4 separate regions of the Homo sapiens genome follow, and regions 2, 3 and 4 are each linked to region 1. Evidence: chromatin contacts called from ENCODE Hi-C or POLR2A ChIA-PET data. All regions are on one chromosome and are shown on one strand. The core of a region is the stretch at or near the end of the contact, and the rest is flanking DNA. Distances in the headings are between cores, read along the strand shown. Region 1 holds the start of STC2 (stanniocalcin 2). Region 2 has its middle 16 kb from the start of C5orf47. Region 3 overlaps CPEB4 (cytoplasmic polyadenylation element binding protein 4). Region 4 has its middle 30 kb from the start of DUSP1.

Evidence for each region. A loop is a pair of places that touch in the nucleus more often than their neighbours do. ChIA-PET counts read pairs that join two places held with the same protein, here RNA polymerase II (POLR2A). Pooled maps may share reads with other maps.
Region 2: a loop to region 1 is called in a map of gastrocnemius medialis, with 2.9 times the contacts of the local background. The contact joins the enhancer-like site here to the promoter of STC2 in region 1. A Hi-C loop is called at or near these places in 2 of 168 maps with a recorded cell type or tissue (chondrocyte and gastrocnemius medialis) and 8 of 50 pooled maps. POLR2A ChIA-PET finds 5 or more read pairs at or near these places in 6 of 52 experiments (Caco-2, H1, HepG2 and 2 more).
Region 3: a loop to region 1 is called in a map with no recorded cell type, with 4 times the contacts of the local background. The contact joins the enhancer-like site here to the promoter of STC2 in region 1. A Hi-C loop is called at or near these places in 1 of 37 single-sample maps with no recorded cell type. POLR2A ChIA-PET finds 5 or more read pairs at or near these places in 4 of 52 experiments (H1, HepG2, MCF 10A and 1 more).
Region 4: a loop to region 1 is called in a pooled map of right cardiac atrium, with 2.6 times the contacts of the local background. The contact joins the enhancer-like site here to the promoter of STC2 in region 1. A Hi-C loop is called at or near these places in 2 of 50 pooled maps. POLR2A ChIA-PET finds 5 or more read pairs at or near these places in 2 of 52 experiments (Caco-2 and H1).

What each region holds. Positions count from the first base shown.
Region 1 is chr5:173,326,750-173,330,190 of GRCh38, forward strand. STC2 (stanniocalcin 2) reads right to left here and starts at 1,665. Exons shown (of 4, transcript NM_003714.3): 1 at 1,294-1,665. The coding sequence starts at 1,444. It overlaps LOC124901137 (a long non-coding RNA gene), which reads left to right and starts at 1,850. Exons shown (of 2, transcript XR_007059056.1): 1 at 1,850-3,002. RefSeq lists a silencer at 2,859-3,078.
Region 2 is chr5:173,971,190-173,974,630 of GRCh38, forward strand. No RefSeq gene overlaps it. Among named protein-coding and RNA genes, the nearest start is that of C5orf47, 16 kb to the right of the region's middle. RefSeq lists an enhancer at 2,003-2,082. Within about 2 kb of position 1,887, at least 13 of the 41 ENCODE cell types and tissues checked have a DNase peak (open chromatin) inside an H3K27ac peak, as active enhancers do; they include gastrocnemius medialis, where a contact is called at or near this core.
Region 3 is chr5:173,953,301-173,956,741 of GRCh38, forward strand. CPEB4 (cytoplasmic polyadenylation element binding protein 4) reads left to right here. Exons shown (of 10, transcript NM_030627.4): 10 at 2,610-3,441. The coding sequence ends at 2,837. Among named protein-coding and RNA genes, the nearest start is that of C5orf47, 34 kb to the right of the region's middle. Within about 2 kb of position 1,896, at least 6 of the 41 ENCODE cell types and tissues checked have a DNase peak (open chromatin) inside an H3K27ac peak, as active enhancers do.
Region 4 is chr5:172,739,208-172,742,648 of GRCh38, forward strand. No RefSeq gene overlaps it. Among named protein-coding and RNA genes, the nearest start is that of DUSP1, 30 kb to the right of the region's middle. Within about 2 kb of position 1,749, at least 22 of the 41 ENCODE cell types and tissues checked have a DNase peak (open chromatin) inside an H3K27ac peak, as active enhancers do.

The DNA of each region.
Region 1 (3,441 bases), core at 415-2,914:
TGCAGCCCTTCACCGAATGTGGCCCCCAGTCCTCTCTCGGAAGGGGCAGACGGAGGGAGTTAACTGTCAGGCTGCAGCGTGCAAAGCCTCTTCCCTCCCTTTCCACTACCCAAGTCTCTGATTTAAATCAACCACAAAATTACATCAGAAAAGTATATTTTGGAAGAAGGGCGGGGTCGGAGCAGATAACCCGCATCAGATTAAATCTAGCCAGAGAATGAGGGGCGTGTATTGTTGAGGGTCACCGACCACCGAGAATCAGGTTCAGTTCTCAGAGGAAGCGCCAGAGGAGGGGGAGGGTGGGCGAGGGTCTCGGGGTGGTGGGGGTGCCGGCCCCAGCATGTGGAGGCGACAGGATCCGTAAGACCCCACGCGCCGCCGGGGCAGGACCGCACAGGGCCGCCATTCACTCACTTGGGGCGTCCCTAATGGGCACTCGTGCATTCCAGCTCGTGCGGTGAGCGCACGCACGCCGCCGCTGCCGCGTTCACACGGCCCCCCAAAGTCGGGGGAGGGGTCGTGGAGCGAAGGAGCTGTAGGCAGATTTTCTTTCTCTTTCCGAGCTGGGAAAAGGGCCAGCCCCGTGCCCTGCACGCCTGGCTCTGCTTTGCAGCTTGCCGGTGAGCCAAGAGCCGGTAGAGCAGAGGAGGCGCACGGTTCGGGTCGTGTCACCATTTCTTGGCTTGCTGACCTGGCCAGGAGCTGGGGATGGCGGCAGCACCGCGGAGGTACGCTTTGCGCTGCCCTCACGCTCCCTTCCGAAAGCAGTGCCCCCAGGGGGAAAGTTCGCAATGCCATTTGTCTCGCCGGCAAAGTTCTGGGATGTCGGGCATCTTTTGAGGAGGGGGAAGACGCGGCACCCTTACTGAGGCCGGCAGGCCAGGAAGAGAAGTTCTCCGGGCGCAGGGCGCAGCCCAGCTCCGGGGACCCTCTGGGCCTCCCGCGTGCCGGCCGGGATGAAGCGCGCTTTGCACCGGACCCGGGATTCGGGGGCGGGGGCTGGCGCTGGCAGCGTCAGACGCTGCTTCATTTCCCCTCGACCCTGGGGAGGACAGCAACAAGTCCTGCCCCAGCCATTTCATCACCCTGCTAGCACGTGCAGATTCCGGGCCCTCGGAGCCCGGCGCGGACCTCGCCTTGCCTCGCGCTTCCCTTTGCACGTCCCGTGCCATCCCAAGAGTTTGCGTGGCCCTGGGTGGGCGCCTGGCTCCCGGCGAAACGCCTGGGGCGCGCCGCGTGGGTGCACGGTGTCCTCTCCCAGTAGCTCCCGGCTGCGGGGGCACATGCACTTACCTGTATTCTGCAGGGACAGGCGGCCTTTCTGCTGGGAGCTCCTGTCTTGGGGACCCTCGGGTGGGTTGGTGGCGTCGGTCCCCCGCGCCGGGTCAAAGGTGGCCAACACCAAAGCCAGGGTCATGAACTGGCCCAGCCGCTCGGCACACATGGTTCTTGGTATTAACCTCCCGTCGGGAGACCTGGATCCTTTGTGCTCCCCTCTTCCTCCTCCTCCTCTTCCTCCTTCGCCGCTTCCCCTCCTCCTCCCACTCTTCCTTTTTGCTCGCCTTTTCCCTCCTCCTCGCGGCCGCGGCTCGGATAGAGGTTACCCAGCGCCCTCCCGTAGCTCTCCGGAGAGCATGTGACCAGGCCGTTAGCAGCGCCGCGAGTGCCCGGCAATGGCAGGGATGGTGCCTCAAATATCCCTGGAAGCTCTGGTGTCACTTGAATGAAGGAGTCGAGCAGGTGTTGTCCCGGCGGCTGGACCAATCCGAGACCCCGGCCCTTTTGACAACACGGCCGGGAGGCGGGGCCTGCGCTCAACTACTACAGGAGGAAGCCGAGCGCCGCTGGGAGCGCCGGACAAAGTTGCCGACCTGGCGGCGGCCACGCGTTTGCGTGCGTGTGTATGAGTGTGTGTGAGCGCGGCCGGAGATGCGTGCGCGTGTGCGGGTGCTCCAGGGCAATGGTCGAAAGGACTGTACAATATAAGAGCGAATCCAAGCTCCAGTTGCTGTTAAAGGGGGACGGTGTGCTCTGGGACAGTGTCCCTGGGGCCCCTGGCTCGCGTCACACCCACATCGGGTTGGGAAAGTTTCCTCTTTCCGCCGTTTGGAATTCAGTGAGATTCCCAGCCCAGAGGACTTGATAAATTGAAGCAGTTTCCTAGGCACAATGATGCTGTGGGCCAACTGAGCACACATGGGAATTCCTGGCCTTGTGACACTTTGCATTAAAAAGAACCCCACGATTGAAGATAGGAGCAGAAGCACTAGATACAGTATTTGGTCTGAGCAACTGCCCTATCTTCCCGCTTTGGTGGGCCGTGCAACACCTGGAGTGTCGTTTCTCGTCTTTCCCCTAATCCAGACGCATTCCAGGCTGGGCTGCAGGGATCCAGGTGACAGTCAGGACTTGCATCATTTCCAGGAGGGTGGCAGGGAGGCCCAAGGCAGCCCTGAGTCAGCCCGCCGCGGAGCATCGCGTGCCCGGAGGCCAGAGCTTGAAAGGCAACTTTACGCGTCTCCAAACACACTCCTGCATTTTCTCAAAGCGCTGCTCGCCACCCCGCTCCGGGTTCCCTTTTACTCTCCAGTCATCCGATGGAAGTGGTGAGAACAAAAACAAAGACAAAAAAGCTAAATCCGGGGAAGTTATCTCCATCTCCTCCCTTTTCTTGTTCGGCCCCCTCCCCAAGAACCGCCGGGTCGGGATAGCCCCCGGCTACTTTCTCACCCGGCCCGTGGAGGGAAGGAGAAAGTTGGGCGCCGCTTGGAGCGCCTCTTCCCCTGCTGTGTGTGTACGTGTGCACGCTCACGTCTCCCCCGCGCCGGGGCCGGGGACAGGAACTGCTCTCGGTCCCGTCACCCCACGGCGCAGCTCGGGGGGCTCGCAGGGCTGGGGGAGGGCGGGGACACGAGCGCCGCGCCCAAGCGCCCCAGGGCACGCACCCGGCGTTGGCGCGCACTCGCCCCTCCCCCCGTCCCCACCCTCCTCCTGGAGAACAGGTGAGCCCCGGTACCAGCTCTCGATCCCCCACCCCCGCCCCGCGCCCCGCCCGCGCCCTCTGCGGTAATGCGCCTGGGAAGTTTCATCACCCACTGCCCAGGCGACGCGGCCCTGGGTCTCCGCGGCGGGGCGCACTGCCCGCCTGGTTGGGGCCGCCATGTGACACGGCTGGGGGAGGGGGCGAGGAGACACGCGGGCAGGTCATCTTTTGGCCGGCGCTTGACTTCCAAAGCTTTCCTTTCCCGTGTCCCGGCTGCACGCGGGAGTGGGGAAGGCGGAGGCGGGGGGCCAGGATGGCCACGGCTGGCCGCAGCTATCCGGCGTGTCGAGCTCTCCTGAGTCGGAAGGAAGGAGAGGAGGGGGTGGGGAGGGCGTCTTCAGAGTGGGCTTCCCCTGCGCTGGAGCGCCAGGGAGCATCCATAAATTGTCACTTTGAAG
Region 2 (3,441 bases), core at 637-3,136, 640 kb after region 1:
ATTTCTAATTACACAGAGGGAGAGTCAGTGAAGAGTAGCTGCAGGGGAGGAATGGGACTGATTTGCGATCACCAGGACAACTGTGGGAAGAATAGATTGTAAAGGAGCCCGAGTGGGGCAGGAGAAGCCCTTAGGAGGGGATAGCAGTGGCGCTGGTGTCACTGGTGTCAGTGGAGGATGGCAGCAGAACCGGGCCACGTTAGCTCTTCGTGTCAGAGAGAACGTGGGCAGTGAGGAAGACACGTGCGCGTGACTTGAGAGTTGGCAAAGTCCCACGTGCCCTACTATTTTGGGAGGAAACACAATTTACAACGCATTACTAATCTCGTTCCCTTGGAACACTTCAGCAAAGGCAAAACTTTCATGAAGTCAGAAGGAAACAAGGCCAGTTCTAATCCTGCCTAGACACACAGAACCTTCAAAAGGAAGGTATCGATTACAAAGGGAGACTGTTACCCCAATCCCCTCCCTGTCCTCTGAAGTCTCATTGAAATTCTTTGCTTATCTGAAAGGGTATGAGATCCTGCTTCAACAAGTAAGGAGTGGTATTAATACTTAGTTGCATGAAACAGACTCTAATTCTGATCAAGCGGTGCTCTAATTTGGCGGGGGCGGGAAGGGCGGTTCTGGAAGGAAAATGAGATGGAAGTGATGATGCAGGCAACTTAATTAAGAGACTGGGCGCAAAACCCAGGTGTGTGTCTGTGTTGGTTTTGTGGTGTGGAGGCAGCAGGGGGAGGGAGGAAACACTCAGTTTTCCTGCTACCAGGTCTAGAGAATTGTATCTCAGTTCCCTGTAGGGGTGGGGCCCTCCCATTCCTTCAGGGTTGGGCCAGGTCCCCTGGGCCCAGGGTCCTTTCATTCACAAAGGACTGAAAATGGAGACAGCTGACATTATCTGAAGGCTGAACAATAGCCATAGAGCTCCACTGCCTGGTATCATAGCATTGAGCCCTGAACACCTTTCAACTTGGTACCATTATCACACCCTCTGTGGTAACCCACAAAGAATCCAATCTTCCCCTAATTCTCAACAAGAGCACAAGGATGTTACATTGTACTTTGAGGGTTAATAGCATTTATTTATTTGTTTAACATACACATTTAAAATATATCAATTTCTGTGTGTGGTTTTTTTTTTTTTTTTTTTTGAGATGGAGTCTTGATCTGTCGCCCAGGCTGGAGTGCAGTGGCGCCATCTCGGTTCACTGCAACCTCTGCCTCCCAGGTTCAAGCGATTCTCCCGCCCCAGCCTCCTGAACAGGTGGGATTACAGGCGCCCGCCACCACACCTGGCTAATTTTTATATTTTTAGTTGAGACGGAGTTTCGCCATGTTGGCCAGGCTGGTCTCCAACTCTTGACCTCAGGTGATCCGCGCGCCTCGGCCTCCCAGAGTGCTGGAATTTAGAGGCGTGAGCCACCGCACCCGGCCCACAATTTGTTTATTATAAAAAAGGAAATCTCTCTTCCCCTCAACACATAGAATTGGCCTGGGCCTCTTTCCCTCACAGAGCAGTCCTGGGGTTAGCACTTTGAAAGTTAGGGGACTTAGGAGCAAGGTGTGTTCCGGCTCCCCACTCCCCCCGAATCAGTCCCCTTTCCACTCTTGGGAACACAATGGAAGCTGCCAGAAGCTGTGGCAGAACTAGCGGAGGGTGAAGGAACAGCATTTCAGGCAGATGAGGTGGGTAGGCCCTTTCCTGACAGCCATCCCCGAGGTGTCCTCAGGGGACCATATGTCCCAGACCTGCTGCTGGCCAAATGGAATTCATGACTAGGAATATGCACCGTTTGGTTAACTGCGCTCCTGCAGCTGTTTGATGAGGGGTGGGGAGGGAGGAGCCAGTCACCTCTTTTGTGGGCTGAAATTCCATCTCACGTCATGGATCCTGGGCTCCCAGGCTGCGCACCCCCAAGCCCGCCTGCCTCTCTCCGCTTGCGCCGCGGCTCACGGGGGTTGGAGACGCACCTTCTCCACGTGCCGTTTTCAAAAAGCTCAGGCAGGGAGTCGTGTTTTGAGTTGAGGCTACTCACTTCACTTCTTGGTAATAATAAAAATTGAGGGAGGCGGCGTCGGGGGAAAAAAAGGGTTTCCTTCTTAAAGGGGAAGGGGGGAGATGAAAAGGGACGACTTTATCCGGGAGCTGTGACTGCCACCTGGTGGACAATGTCAGCTGAGCAAGACAAAGGCTCCCCGCTTCCAATCAGCCCTTCCTGCATTCTTCACTCTTCTGGTCGACTGTCTCCCTCCGGGAGAAGCTCCGTGGAGGGGAAGAGAGAAACAACCATAACACAGTGTGACGGATGCTGTGATTGGCGCGGTCTCGAATAGGGGCTCAGGCTGTGGCAGCCAGAGCCACACAGCCTGGGTTTGAGTCCCTGCCCCGGGACTTCCCTGCCGTAACTTTGGCTGAGCGACTTAACCTCTCCTGTGCCTCCTCCTTCTTATCTGTAAAACGAGGCTCACGGCCCCTACCTCACAGAATTGGCAGTTCCTGTCTCCTAGGTCGTAAGGATGGAATAACGCACTCCATGTACATACCGAGCACGGGTCTGGCTCAGAGACAGGGCTCAGAAATTGGCTGGTAGCATGGAGAGAAGCCTGGAGCCACGGGAACCTCTGGATGGTGTCAGGTGCTCTGCGGCCCACGGGGGCGGGGGAAGGACTAGTGAGCAGAAACTCCTCCTCGCCTTATCAGGTGAGAGAGACAGGCATGAACACTTGAATGAACAGAAAAGGCACGTTCCGGCCCCATGGTCTCCTTGGGGAGGTAGACTTGTACACAGGTGATTATAATTTGTAATAAGCATATTCTGGGATGGGATGCAGTGCCATAGGAGCTTCCCCACCTCGGGAGTGGGCAGACTTTGGGGAAACAGTGGAGGTGGCGCACGCTGGTACTGAGGGTTGGCCCCTTGCTGCAGGTGAAGGAGATGCTGGAGATGATGTCTAAGTGTTGAGATAAGCCACAGTCCTCTCCCCCTCTTACCAGAACACTCGAGTCCCAAGAGGCTGGTGGTGGTGGTGGTGGTGGTAGGGGGGCAGGTGCTGATATGAGGCTGAGGTGGGGGAGGGTGACAATAAACAAGTACACAGTAAATAAGAGAATTTCAGAGCATGGTAGAGACAATGTGTGAGGGAAGGCGCAAGGACAGAGCTGCTTTGGAGAGAGGGGTCCAGGATGGCAGCTCCCAAGAGGGGCCTTTAGGCTGAGATCTGCACCGTGAGAAGGTGTAAGCTGGGTGCACCCTCACTTATCAGGCTCTCGTGTCATCCTGCTGGGCATCCTGTTAGCAGCCCCGCATGCTGACTCTCGTGGAGAACAGGGAAGGCCCCAGGTGACTGGGACAGTGAGACAGCTCTGTGACTGTTCCATATGGACAGGCCAAAACAGGGTTTTAAGGCACAGTAGCTTCAGTCTCCTCTGTTGCCTACATC
Region 3 (3,441 bases), core at 646-3,145, 630 kb after region 1:
TCTAGAAATGGTCCTCTAAATGTGTGATTACCAATATTAGAACGGGAGCATTTTATGACAATAAAGTGACAGCTGACAATTTTGCCTATAGAGTTAATTATGGTCTATAATACATGAAATAATGTCCTATGAATTTCTTTTATCTTTCAGTTTTTTGAGTAGCCTAATCAGAACACTACAATTTACTTGAGTTAATTTAATCTTCTCTAACTTCCATTCAATCTCAATCCATCCGTCCATTCATTCACTTAGTTTGTAAGTCATTCAATAAATATTTACTGAATCCTTTGTTCTGTGTTATATCAAGTATACAAACAGGAATGCCCTTGAGGTTTCCTGCCCTTTTTTTTGTTTGTTTTTTAATCCTGGGACATAGGGAAGACCTCAGCAAGCCCTATTTCTCAATGAATTGTACTCACAGATTTCTTTTTTTTTTTTTTCTTTTTCCACAGCCGCCACCTCTCACCGATTTATTCCTTAGCTTGGTGTTTCATGTATTCAACAAACGTTTTAGTGCTTAGGGCAAGAAGTTCCTGTCCTCATGAGTTTATTTCCTAGCAGATAGAACTGTATCACTTGCCAGTACTACTCAGAGTGTGGCCTGTGGACTGACCTCCAGTCTGTAAACTTAGTTTGTAGTGAGATAGGAATTTAGACCAGAATGTGTAATCAACCACATTACTGGGCACAATGTTTGGTCCAGCTGGCGATTTTTTTTTCATAGAAAGCCTTTATTGATGAGGGAAGCAATATATTGATTTATATTTTGGGGTCACCTTTTTATTTCATGGCACACTGGCACTTTCATGCATGCTGACTTTGATATCCATCACTCTGAGGCATTGTGCTAAAATAGATTGATTTTATCGTGTTGTTCTCAATTCAAGATGTAAAAATCATCAAGTCAGTAGCAGTTTTTGCTTTTTATGTTTCATGTCATGTACAGTCTACTTCACTGGCAGTAAAAAAATTTAAGATAGTGGTGGTCATCCTACAAACTGTGAATCTATTAAAGAGAAAAGTATCTGTTCTATTCTAAGCATGGGGGAGGGACAAGATTAGTATGTTAACATGCCTACTTTGTTTGTTTGAGATGGAGTCTCTCTCCGTCACCCAGGCTGGAGTGCAGTGGTACAGTCTCAGCTCACTCCAACCTCTGCCTCCCGGGTTCAAGTGATTCTCCTGCCTTAGCCTCCCGAGTAGGTGGAATTACAGGCATATACCACCATGCCCAACAAATGTTTGTATTTTTAGTGGAGACAGGGTTTCACCGTGTTGGTCAGGCCAGTTTCAAACTCCTGACCTCAAGGGATCCACCTGCCTCACCCCCTCAAAGTGCTGGGATTACAGGCATGAGCCACCCACCATGCCTGGCCTACTTGGTTTTTTATGCACACTAAAAAATACCTACATCTCACTGCCTTATTCCAACATAAGTTTCAGAGCTGTGGGATTGGTCATTAGAAATTCAGACTGAATTTGTGTTCCTCTGCAATGAAATCCTTTGCCCAGTGTTCATGTCACTCTGTAGACATTATGGAGCAGCCTAGAGGCCAGAAGCCCAGTGCTCTCCTTATGCCTGCTCTTCCTGGGCTTCGTGACACTCTTCTTCTCCTTTTGTACTTTTATTTTTTTAGTTAAAAAATTTTTTTTAGAGGGAGGGTCTCACTCTGTCACCCAGGCTGGAGCACAGAATCACAATCATGACTCACTGCATGTTCTTCTCCTTTTGTTCATGGCTAATCTTGGTCAGGATTCCTTGTCAGAGCTGGGTGGCACCAGTGCTGGTGACAGCCTGCTGTAAGGGAGTTTCAGCCATGAATCTCTCCAGACTAAAAATAACCAGCTCTTTTCTAGCTGATGAATTAATAACCAGGTGACTGTTAATGCTTGAAAGGTTCACATGACAGGTTGGCCGATAGAACGCTGGAACAGGCCCAGTTTTAGAAATTCACCTCTGACTTTTAGACTCAGGTGAACCATTCTTACTGAGAAAGAACAAAGCAGGGTTTTAGACTGTGAATCCTATGGCTGCATCTTTTTTTTTTTTTTTAACAGAGTTCCAGGTTTGTGATTATAACCCAACATGTGTACACTATAAATAGAAACCACGAGCCAGGCTTTTTACGACAGCTCAGAATCTTGTGACGCAGTAGTCAGGCATCTTCACACCAACTTGAATATTGAAGTGCAGTTGTGTGGAACTTGGATCATCTTAGTTGATTTTGTTTAAATTATGATTCCACATATGACAAAAATCCAGATCCACTAATTAAAATGAGGGTTTATGTCTATGAATAATCTCCTGTGGGTTTAATCTCATAACATTCTAGTCTAAACAGTTGGCTTCACTTCATGATGTCTGCTCAAATCCTTTTTCCTTTAAAGGATGTTTATTTAATAAGAAAAAAATGTAAAATGATAGATAATAAAAGCCTTACTAGGTTCTTAAAAGATGAACTATCCATATTTCAGTAAATGAATAATTAGTCCTTCCTCTTTGGGCACCTTGGAACAGATTCATTCAGATAGTGGGTGGAAATGTACATGTATGGTAAGCATTGCTGGCCTAGTCACTGAAAAATGTAAACTCTTATTTTTGATTGCAGGTGGAAGTTAAGCCATATGTCTTGGATGATCAGCTGTGTGATGAATGTCAGGGGGCCCGTTGTGGGGGGAAATTTGCTCCATTTTTCTGTGCTAATGTTACCTGTCTGCAGTATTACTGTGAATATTGCTGGGCTGCTATCCATTCTCGTGCTGGCAGGGAATTCCACAAGCCCCTGGTGAAGGAAGGCGGTGACCGCCCTCGGCATATTTCATTCCGCTGGAACTAAAGGATAACTGCAGTGCTCATTTTCAGGCCTCAGAATAAGTGCACTCTTCTGTTCATTCTGACCCCTTCCTCAACCTCTTCACGCTGGCATGTCCTTTTGTAGCAGTCTGTAACTTAACTATAGTATAATGAAAAGAATGACCTATAATATAGGTGTTTTGTAGATTCTTGTGTCACTGCAAACAATATGAACTCCTTTTTCGTATTGCCATCGGGTTGCATGGAAGTTTTATTCTCTTGTTTTGCTGGAAACCAAGAGGATCCAAACTTCCTGCAACATTTTCTTAGAGGAGAGAGAGAAATATTAAAAGAGAAATGAAACAATAGAGTATTTTGGGTTTTTAATTAAATTATTGTTAATAATATAACATATAAGAATACTTTTATTAAAATAACCATGCAACAATAACACTATCGGTCTATCTGACAGTTTTTCCCCCAGGGAAGTGCTTTTGCCTTTTCCTTTCTTTTTTTTTTTTTTTTCATCTTTTTTGTCTCTCTCTTTTTTCCATCCCTTTTTAATTTTTTTAACAGCAATGGAGGAAGTTAACAATTTTTAATGGAAAGAGCATGTTAGAGCAAACAAATGCATAAGCAAGACTGAG
Region 4 (3,441 bases), core at 499-2,998, 590 kb before region 1:
CTTTCTCTTCCTACTGGGGCTTCTCCCATGGAGACAAGAGGCAGCCCACAACAGGAATTTAGGGGACGTGCCATTCGCTCAAGAAGGAAATGCCAAAAGTGAGGAGGACAGAAAAGAGTCCCTGCTGTCCTTCCTGTGTCCTGGTGCTGGGTTTACTTGTCTGCGTTTCCCTCTAGACTGAGTTCCTTACATGCGGGGCTAGGGTTGGGGGTGCTTCTCCATCTTTGTCTAGGAAACCCAAAACAATCAATTAAATTCAAGTAGCATTTTTGTCACATTTCTACCCCCTGGGCCTTTTCACTGGGGACAACGGAATGAGTGAGCATTTGGGCATTTGTTCAGAAATATTCACTGGGCTTCCGGGATGTGCCAGGCACAGCTGCAGCTCCCACGCTTGTGAAGTTCACTTGTGCTGTTGCCACTGCCACTGACATCTTAAACCCACTCCACACTGTATGTATTTTGACTTGGGGAATGTTTTCTTTTTTTTTTTTTTTCTTTTTAAAAGAAAATAGTGGCCGGGCATGGTGGCTCACATCTGTAATCGCAGCACTTTGGGAGGCCAAGGCAGGCAGATCACTTGAGGTCAGGAGTTTGAGACTACCCTGGCCAACATGGTGAAACCCCATCTCTACCAAAAATACAAAAATTAGCCAGGCGTGGTGGCGCATGCCTGTAATCCCAGCTACTCGGGAGGCTGAGGCAGGAGAATCGCTTCAACCCAGGAGACAGAAGTTGCAGTGAGCCGAGATCACGTCATTGCACTCCAGCCTGGGTGACAGAGTGAGACTCTGTCTCAAGAAAAAAAAAGAAAACAGATTTCCACTCCTAGGAATATACTAGGTATATACTCAAGAGAAATGAAATTATACATCCACACAAAAACGTGTACACTCACAAATGTTCATAGCAGCATTCTTCATAATAGCAAAAAAAAAATGGAAACAACCCAAATGTCCACCAACCAAAGAATGAATAATAAAATATAGTTTATTCATACAACGATGGAATATTATTTGGCCCTGAAAAGGAATGCAGTACTGATATATGCCATGACATGGATGGCCTTGAGAACATGAAGCTAGGTGTAAGGAAACAGTCACAGAAGGTCACATCTTGTATGATTCCATGTATATAAAATGTCCAGAGTAGACAAAACTATGGAGACATAATTGGATTATCGGTTGCTTACGCTGGTGGTGAAGGGGAAGAGGAGTGACTCCTGATGGGGTAGGGGGTTTCTTTCTGGGGTGATGAAAGTGTTCTTAAACTGATTGTGGCGATGGTTGCACAACTGTGAATATACGAAAAACCATGGAATTGTCCATTTTGCGTGGGTGAAGTATATGGTATGTGATTATATTTCAATAAAGCTGTTATAAAACAAAAAAGAAACAAAATAGAGAATTTCCCCTTTCAAGCACACCAAGTGTCACGGAAATTGATTTCACAACCGAGTGTTCTGCTTTGGTTTATGAGTGGAATTTTTATTTTTCAACAGCTTTGAGCTCATTCTTCAAGTCTCCTTTTCTCAAGGTTTGCTTTGTCCTCAGAAGCCTCCAGTTTCCCTTGCCACCGCCTGTCTCCAGTCCAGGGAACGCTATCTGTGGCCCTTGGCCCACCTCATTCCTCGCCCACCACTGCCCCCACCCCCAGTGCCCACCCTGCCAGGCTGCTGCCAGCTCCCAAATGCCAGAGCTGCCACCTGGGGCCCTGGAGACACCAGGGCCCACACTGTTGTGATGTGTTTGGATGGGGAGTGCGTTCGGTGCCAGCGTTACCAGGCTCGAAGGGTGACTAATCCCGTCTGCATTTTTGGTTTCAGCTGCCTGGCCTGCTCAGCTGGAGAACCCTGCATCTGTCAGCTGTTTTCAGAGAAGCTCACCTCACAGTTGTGGATGCCAGAGCATAAGCCCATTCCCCAGCCCCCCAGCACCACCTACACATGAGTGTGGGCCACAGAAATCGATTGAACACCTACTATGTGCCGGGCACTATTCTGAGGACACAGCAGTGATAAGAAAGAGTACTTGTTCTAACAGAATAACAAAAATACATAGGAAAGAAGGAAGGAAGGGAGGGAGGGAAAAAGAAAGAAAAAGGAAGGAAGGAAGAAAGGAAGGAAGGAAAGGAGGGAGGGAGAGAGGGAGGGAAAAAGAAAGAAAAAGGAAGAAAGAAAGGAAGGAAGGAAAGAAGGAAGGAAGAAAGGAAGGGAGGGAGGGAAGGAGGGAAAGAAAAAAGAGAGAGAAAGAAAGAAAAAGAAAGAAAGAAAGAAAGATCTAGATAATGTTAGAGGCTCTGCTCATCTAAATTAAACAAGGTGAAGTGATCGTGAATACTTAGAAGAACTTCTGATTGAGTGGTTGGTGTGGGGAGGCAGCCTCTCTGGGGAGGTGGCTGAGGACAAACCGTCTGAGTGAAGATCTGGAAAGAGAATGAGCCAACATGGTTCCTGCCTCACAGCCAAGGGGGAAGGAGAAAAAACAAAGTTGGGGCAGTGGGCAGGCCAGGTTTTCCTTTTTAAATGCCACAGGGCCAGGCATGGTGGCTCACACCTGTAATCCTAGCACTTTGGGAGGCCAAGGTGGGTGGATCACGAGGTCAGGAGATCGAGACCATCCTGGCTAACACGGTGAAACCCCATCTTTACTAAAAATACAAAAAAATTAGCCGGGTTTGATGGCATGTGCCTGTGGTCCCAGCTACTCGGGAGGCTGAGGCAGGAGAATCGCTTGAACCTGGGAGGCGGAAGTTGCTGTGAGCCGAGATCATGCCACTGCACTTCAGCCTGGGCAACAGAGCAAGACTCCATCTCAAAAAAAAAGCAACAGGAAACCATTGGGGGTTTTCACTACAGAGGAACAGAATTTGATTTACATTTTTTGAAGCTCACTCTGGCTGCTGGGTGGGGAGTGGACAGGTGTTAGGTAACGGGAAAGTTGGGACCAGGACAGCCTTCAACCCTGGTTCAGGCCCTGCTCTGTCTGCCCCCTACTTCTTCCAGTGGGGCCTGGGCAAGACTCCCCCACTCACTCTGGTAACACTGTAGTGGTTTTGGTTGGGGTTTATTTTTCAGCCTCGGGTTCTTGCTCTGTTGCTAGGCTGAAGTGCAGTGGGCTCAAGCAATCCTCCCGCCTCAGCCTTCCAAGTATCTGGAGTCACAAGCATGACCGATGGCACCCAGCTAACTTTTTTTTTTTTTTTTTTTTTACTTTTTGTGGAGAACAGGATTTTGCTGTGTTGCCCAGGCTGGTCTCAAACTCCTGGGATCAAGCAATCCTCCAGCCTCAGCCTCCCAAAGTGCTGAGATTATAGGTGTGAGCCACTGCACCTGGCCTAACTTTATTTTTTAAAAGGAAATTATGTCATAGCCAAAGGCCATGGGTTTGACGCACAGGTTACATGTGTTTTCTAATCCACATGAACATAAATGTATAACTT